Regions from separate parts of the Homo sapiens genome. Here region 1 is linked to region 2. The links are chromatin contacts, found by Hi-C or POLR2A ChIA-PET in ENCODE. All regions are on one chromosome and are shown on one strand. The core of a region is the stretch at or near the end of the contact, and the rest is flanking DNA. Distances in the headings are between cores, read along the strand shown.

What was found. Hi-C counts contacts between places; a loop is a spot of excess contacts on that map. ChIA-PET counts read pairs that join two places held with the same protein, here RNA polymerase II (POLR2A). Pooled maps may share reads with other maps.
Region 1: a pooled map shows a loop between it and region 2 (2.4-fold over the local background). The contact joins the promoter of NDUFV3 here to the enhancer-like site in region 2. A Hi-C loop is called at or near these places in 1 of 50 pooled maps. POLR2A ChIA-PET finds 5 or more read pairs at or near these places in 3 of 52 experiments (A673, activated CD4-positive, alpha-beta T cell and activated T-cell).

What each region holds. Positions count from the first base shown.
Region 1 is chr21:42,891,722-42,895,237 of GRCh38, reverse strand. NDUFV3 (NADH:ubiquinone oxidoreductase subunit V3) reads right to left here and starts at 1,929. Exons shown (of 4, transcript NM_021075.4): 1 at 1,857-1,929. The coding sequence starts at 1,904. It also overlaps a transcript of WDR4 not described here. RefSeq lists silencers at 1,553-1,802, 2,143-2,442.
Region 2 is chr21:42,555,358-42,558,858 of GRCh38, reverse strand. The region is part of intron 10 of SLC37A1 (solute carrier family 37 member 1); the gene reads right to left. Among named protein-coding and RNA genes, the nearest start is that of SLC37A1, 43 kb to the right of the region's middle. Within about 2 kb of position 1,763, at least 3 of the 41 ENCODE cell types and tissues checked have a DNase peak (open chromatin) inside an H3K27ac peak, as active enhancers do.

The sequences.
Region 1 (3,516 bases), core at 680-3,179, 340 kb before region 2:
GTACTGGCATTACAGGTGTGAGCTACCGCGCTTGGCTCTTCTTGTATTTTTAGTAGAGATGGGGTTTCACCATGTTGGTCTCGAATGCCTGACCTCAAATGATCCACCTGTCTTGGCCTCCCAAAGTACTGGGATTACAGGCATGAGCCACCTGCCAGGCCCTATGTTTCTTTCTGTAAAATGTTTTCTTATCCTTAGAAAATAGAGTAGAAGAAATACTATCTGGCCACTAAAATGATGTAGGTATATAAAAACTGCTTCAAAAGTGTCTACAATATAAATGTGATATTTTATATTATGCCAACTCACTCAGCATATACTCACTAAGGCCTATTAAGTGCTAGACAGTACAATGTTCTAGATGCTGGATACAGAACAGAGGTGCCTGTATGTGCACATATAAACATGAAAACGTGTATGTTCATGATTGTAAGCATGAGTACATGTGCTTATGTGAACATATAAAAGCTGATAGAAATCGTTAGGAACTAGATGCTTGAAGGAGTAATGGTAGACTGTCAATGAATTTCCCTATCTGTACTTTTAAATTATTCTGCAGGCTGAGGCACGAGAGTCGCTTAATCCCAGGGGGCAGAAGTTGCAGGGAGTTGAGATGGTGCCATTGCACTCCAGCCTGGGCCTGGGCAACAGAGTGAGGCTCTGTCTCAAAAAAAAATATATATATATTATATATTATATTATGATATATATTATATATAATATATAAATATATATTATATATTATATAAATATATAAATATATAATATATATTTATATAAACATATTATATATATTATATAATATATATTTATATAATATATTATATATTATATAAATATATAATATATATTTACATATTATATAAATATATATATAATATATATTTATATATAATATATATAATATGTATTTATATATATATATACACACACGCATATATATTCTGCAGGGAATAGTTACTGCTTTTGTAATAACAGCCATTTTAAAATTTGTAAGAGAGTGAAGTGGTCTTAGCCTTATTTTATTTATTTATTTATTCTGTCCCCCAGGCTGGAGTGCAGTGGTATGATCTCGGCTCACTGCAACCTCCGCGTCCCGGGTTCATGGGATCCTCCCACCTCAGCCTCCCGAGTAGCTGGGATTACAGGAATGCACCACCACGCCAGACTAATTTTTTGTATTTTTTAGAGACGGGGTTTCGACATGTTGGCCAGGCTAGTCTCGAACTCCTGAACTCAAGCGATCCGCCTGGCTCGGCCTTCCAAAGTACTGGGATTACAGGCAAAATCCCAAAGTGTCCGCGCCCGGCCTTGGCCTTAGCTTTTTATTTGCCGAAAAGAAAGCCCTTCTTCTCCTTTTCACAGGTCAGGTCATGTCAGCTGGCTTCTCAACGGCTGTCAGTAAGTTACCAAGTTAACCAGGTCCCTGAAAGTTCCCTCATTTCCTCTCTTGGCTAAATGGAGAAGTCACTGTCCTTCAGAGAAGCCGTGCGGGAGCCGCACAGCGGCTGACCCCAGCCGCGCGGCAGCATCACCTGGGAACGTCCACCCGAGTCTGCCGCCCAGGCATGCAGCCCTCGGGAGCGCCCGTCGGCACGGGGCACGCCAGCCTCGGCCTGGGCCTCGGGCAGCGGCGGCGGCGGACCGGCTCGGGGGAACCGCGGGACGCTCGCTGGCCACATCCGGGCCTGGCCCCGTGGCGGTCAGTCCTGGGCCCAGGGAGCGGGGTCAGCGGCCCAACTAGGACGGCTAGAGGTCGCGGACAGGCCCGGACCTGACCAGCACCGCGCCCCCTCACCCCATCCCCTACGTAGGCTCGGGGCCGCGCAGCCAGCCCAGGCTGGCTCCTCCTTTACCTTCAGCGCCCCGGCTCGTCCTTGCCGCAGCAAACACGGGGCAGCCATGGCGGTGACAGCGGGCGCACCAAGCAGGGCCACAGCAGCTGCGCGCGCACCCGCGCCTGAACAGCCGCCCCTTGGGCCGACTGCGCCAATTACAGGCCAGCTGGGGGCGGAGCAGAGGCCGTGGGTCTGCGCGCGCATCCCCAGTAGGGCTAAGTGCCTCCCTTGGGGCCACGCCCCGGATCGGGACCACCAATCACAGGCAGCAGCGTGAGGGACACGTCACCGGCTGGTGCCGATCCCTGTGCCCTGCGGGCGCCTGGGCGCTGTGGCGGGGGCGCGGCGGAGACCTGCGGGGGCTGCTGGGCACCCCTCTCAGGCGTCTGCGCTGGGCCGGCTTGCATGTCCACCCGAACGCTTCGCACTTCTTTGCCCTTGTCCTCGCAGCCTTAAATCTGCGACCTTCCCTGGGGGCACAGTCTGGTCCTACTTGATTGATAGTTCTGTGTTTTGAGAGGTTTTAAAGCTCTTCAGCTCGGGACCTCGGCGCCCACACCACGCGCCCAGCTCCCTCACCCTCTGTCGGCAACGCGGCCACCACTGCTCACTGCCCCTCCTGCATGGCCCCTGCCAACGCTAATACCAGAGTTAGGCCGATTGGAAATGGAAGCTTTGTTTCACCTAAATGTTTATTTAGCAAAGAGTTCGTCCCCAACGTTAGTCGTAATTGTGGAGTCGGTGTAATTAGTTATTAGCTTCTTTCTCTGCCTCTTCTCTGCCTTCCGCCGCGTGCCCAGAGCCCCATTCGCATTTCATCGGAGATGGACGTGCCACCTTCAGCTTCCACAGGGGAAGAGGCCCTGCCACAGTCATTTAAATGGATTGTGTAGGGATTCCTGACACAGCTAGCGATTCATTGAGGTGGCAAGATAAACTGGCGGAATGAGGCCTTTATCAAAGGCCTTTATCAAAGAGGAGTCTGCTATCAAGTAAATGCAAGGGCATCTGCCACCATCCACCCTGGGAGGCAAAAAGAATAACCTTAGATCTTAGGATAATCATGAGAAGGGATCCTTTGTCCCTAAAGGGAGAAAAAAAAATGCCAAAAGATTTTTTTTTTGTTTAAATTTTTTTTTTTTTTTTGAGACGGAGTCTTGCTCTGTAGCCCAGGCTGGCGTGCAGTGGCGCCATCTTGGCTCATTGCAAGCTCCGCCTCCCGGGTTCACGCCATTCTCTTGCCTCAGCCTCCCGAGTAGCTGGGACTACAGGCACCCGCCACCACGCCCGGCTAAATTTTTGTAATTTTTAGTAGAGACAGGGTTTCACCGTGTTAGCCAGGATGGTCTCCATCTCCTGACCTCGTGATCCACCCGTCTCGGCCTCCCAAAGCCCTGGGATTACAGGTGTGAGCCACTGTGCCTGGCCTAAATTTTTTTTTTTGAGACAGAGTCTTGCTCTGTTGCCCAGGCTGGAGTACAGTGGCACAATCTAGGCTCACTGCAAGCTCCACTTCCTAGGTTCAAGCGATTCTCCTCCCTCAGCCTCCTGAGTAGCTGGGACAACAGGCATGAGCCACCACGCCCGGCTAATTTTTGTATTTTTAGTAGCGACGGGGTTTCACCATGTTGGCCAGACTGGTCTCGAACTCCTGACCTCAAATGATCGCCCGCCTCGG
Region 2 (3,501 bases), core at 514-3,013:
GCTCTCTCTTCCACTGCCTTGGAGACATCCTGGGTGACATTCCCACCTGGCCACTGTGTTAGAATGATTAGCATTCATGCATTTTCATGAACGGCTAGGTACACAGATCCTCTGATCCAGAAATTCTAGGAATCTATTGGCAAAAAATAATTTGAAAAGTAAAAAGATACTTATAAAGTAAAATGGATGTCACATCATCATTGAGAAAAAATAGAAAATTCAAATACATCCATACGAATGACATCTTGTAAAAAAAAGGTTGGGAGATTTTAATGACGGAAAATGCTTATGACACATTAAATAACACATCATTCAAAACTGCATGTCATTATAACCTCAAAGAATGTTTAAATATCTACGTATGTAACTAGGCAACTATAGGATCTATTTCTAGAAAGAAAGAAGCTAAAATCTAAGCCAACAATGGTTGTCAGCGAGTGGTGGAATTATGTGTAATTTTTATCGAAATGCTAATAAGAAATTCTTTACATGATCCTGCATTTTTTAGGAGTTCACAATGGCCATATATGACCAGAAATAACATTATTTTAAAATACACCAACATTATTTTAAAATACACCTATTCTGATATTTATGAATTCTGATTGTCTAGACGTTCCTAAAGGACAAAGTGTACATTCATTAAAGCAAAGAAGAGTGATTCCCCAACCTAGAGTGGGATTTCAAGTCAGAGCAAGGATAACATAAAAATAATCTTAGCCTGGGCCACACAGTAAGACCTAAAAAAAAATAGTGGAATGTGGTGGTATGCGCTTGTAGTCCTAGCTGCTCTGGAGGCTGAGGCAGGAGGATCACCTGAGCCCAGGAGGTGGAGGCTGCAGTGAGCTGTGATTGTGCGGCTGTCCTTCAGCCCGGGCAAGACCCTGTCTCAAAAAAGAATGAAAATAAAATAAAAATATTCTTCATGAGTGAGCTATGAGGTTCAAGGTCTTACAAAGAAATGCTTCTAGGTATCTCAGACCTTTCACAAAATCAAACAGGCTTTGTGGTACTTATCTCACTATAACCTGTTATAAGTTGGACTAAAAATGTAGTTTAATTAAAAAAAAAAAAGAAAATGGTAATGTATTCCACATTCCCCTGCCCCTTGATATTTAGAATATTTAGAATTCTCTTCCAGTGGAAAACAGACATTTGGAAACCGGGTGGCAGGTGGCACCGAGTGCAGCCCAGTGTGGGCACCCAGTGGGTGGCCTTGGGGGCAGCCCAGCGTCTACGTGCCCCAGGAAGCCCGGCTTCACAGCTAGGACTCTGGCATGGAGAGCGGGTCTCTGATGAAGATATTCACATGTGGCCACATAGTCAGGTGCTCTGGAATGAAGATGACAAGGCTGAGTGCAGATGCCTAACATGCTCCCGATGATAATCCCATCACGGCACGTGAAAGCAAAGAATGGCGACTTGAGTTTCTGAATAAACTTTTCTCTCATGAATTCTGCTAATCGTCCAGTTTAGAAAACTACATCAGTAATGCTCTACTGTGGCTAAGCACTGGAATCTCCTCGGGGGGCTTTGAGAAGCCTCGAATTCCCCCAGCCCCACGGAAGCAGTCCCTGGGGCAGCCCCAGGCGAGTTCCACTCATAGCAAGCTGAGGGCTACAGGACTTCACAGGCCGTTCCGCAGGAAACAGGCTCAGCAGTGGGTGAAATGCAGCCAGCTGGAGAAAAGTCAAGCGGAACGAGGCCGCTTAGCCAGGAGAAGCGCACCCTCTGACCCGCAGAGAAGTGACCGCAGGTCAACACAGAAGACCTACTTGGCCTCAGGTAGGACCCAGATGCCCAAAGGCCGCCCACGGCCCTTGCAGGATTTGTAAAGTGCTTCAGGGTCCACTTGCTGGGCTGGTTTAAAGCCACAGACACAGACCCTCTGCTCCTTATCTAAGCAGCAAGGAGCCCCCGAGACAGACAGAAGGCTCTGTTTCTGCTGAGAACGGGCCCTGTGCTCACAGCCACTCATCTTAAACAGGACTTGTAGCCACCATACCTGAGTTGTTTGCTCCTGGAGGAGATGGGAAAGAGTGTGGGGCCATGGCTGGTTTTCCAAAACAAACAGGGGGCTGCTGCTGCCTCCTCCTTACATAGCAAACAAGAAGCCACTGGGTGGACCAAGACAAGGCTGGAGGCCAAGAGGCACCTCTGCCTCTAAACAAGCAGTTTCCAGTCTGTGTCCCAAGAGCCCCAAATGGGATCTGTGGAGCCCCCGGTGGGTGTGGGGGCTTCTGTGGCCAGTGCACTCCACGCTTAGGGCTTACACTTTCAAAGAGAAAAGGGTTCCCTCTACTAAAATGCCCCCACACACAACAAAAATACACACAGACGCATGTGGGGGGACTGCGTAATAACGATCGCTTTATCTAAAAATGCTAAGCTCACCCCGCTACCCGATGCTGTCTGCAGCTTCCCTTTGGGAAAGGCCATCACAAGAGAGATTTGTGGAGTCCCCACTTGGCGTGCAAAGTGCACGGTGGAGTCACATTCAACCTCCAAATACCCACTCCGTGCTCACGCCGCGTTTGGTGGGCCCAACAGTTCTTGAGCCACAGCCAATCAGAAGGATCCTCAGAGACGTCAAGGAGGAAAAGTGACAAGTGACTACAGGGATGGCAAGTGCGACCGTCCCCAAGACAATCCTCTAAAACGCCCGCGGGGACCTGCGGGCTCGCCACGTGGCCAAGTGACAGCAGCGCCTCATTCTCTTTCCCACATTTGCTCCCCGCCCCCCAGCTTTCTTTACATGTCTCTTCAAGAGGCCACTGAGAAACTGCCTGCTACGTGACATAGTGTAGCAGCTCTGTCTGAAAAGGAGTGGAGGTCAGGGGCTGGGTGACACCCCACTGAGCCCAGCGGTCACTCTGGGAAAGGGGACATCCAGGGTGTCCAGCCAACCTCATGGGGACTCTCCCCGCCTACCCTGACCCAAGAGCAATGGCAGGCCCGCCGAAAGGGGATGCCACGTAAGCGAGGTCAGCATGCGCCCGGTTGTGGTCGTCACCCTCAGCCTGAAATAAGGCCTGCCAGTGCCTTTACTTACATAACTGGCTCCTTGATGGCAAGTCTGTAAACAGCCTTTCTTAGAGGGCCGGAAAAGGAAAGAGAGAAACTATACTTAGAAGCCAAGGCTAGTTCTATGGGTCAGTTACTACACCAGAAGAAAGGGCCTGTGGTCTTGATTCAGAAGAAGTGGCAGGCTTCAGTATCATCAGAGAGGGGTGACAGCCTTTTGGACACTGGGACATGATTTGTTTAAATGTGAATTCAGAAGTAAGTACAGATTTTAAAGCATTTTGGTTGAATTAGTCACTGCCTACTGTCTCCCTAAAATCCAAGAACCCAGATGCACGAGACATCATTCTTCCCTTTTCTAATATTTCAGCCACTACAAATAAATTTCTGCAGTCAATAAAAAAGTGAGATGCATGTTTAGTACATTAATCCTTTAAGCTATTTAATTTAAAAAGATAGGGAGAGCAGCCCCTTACA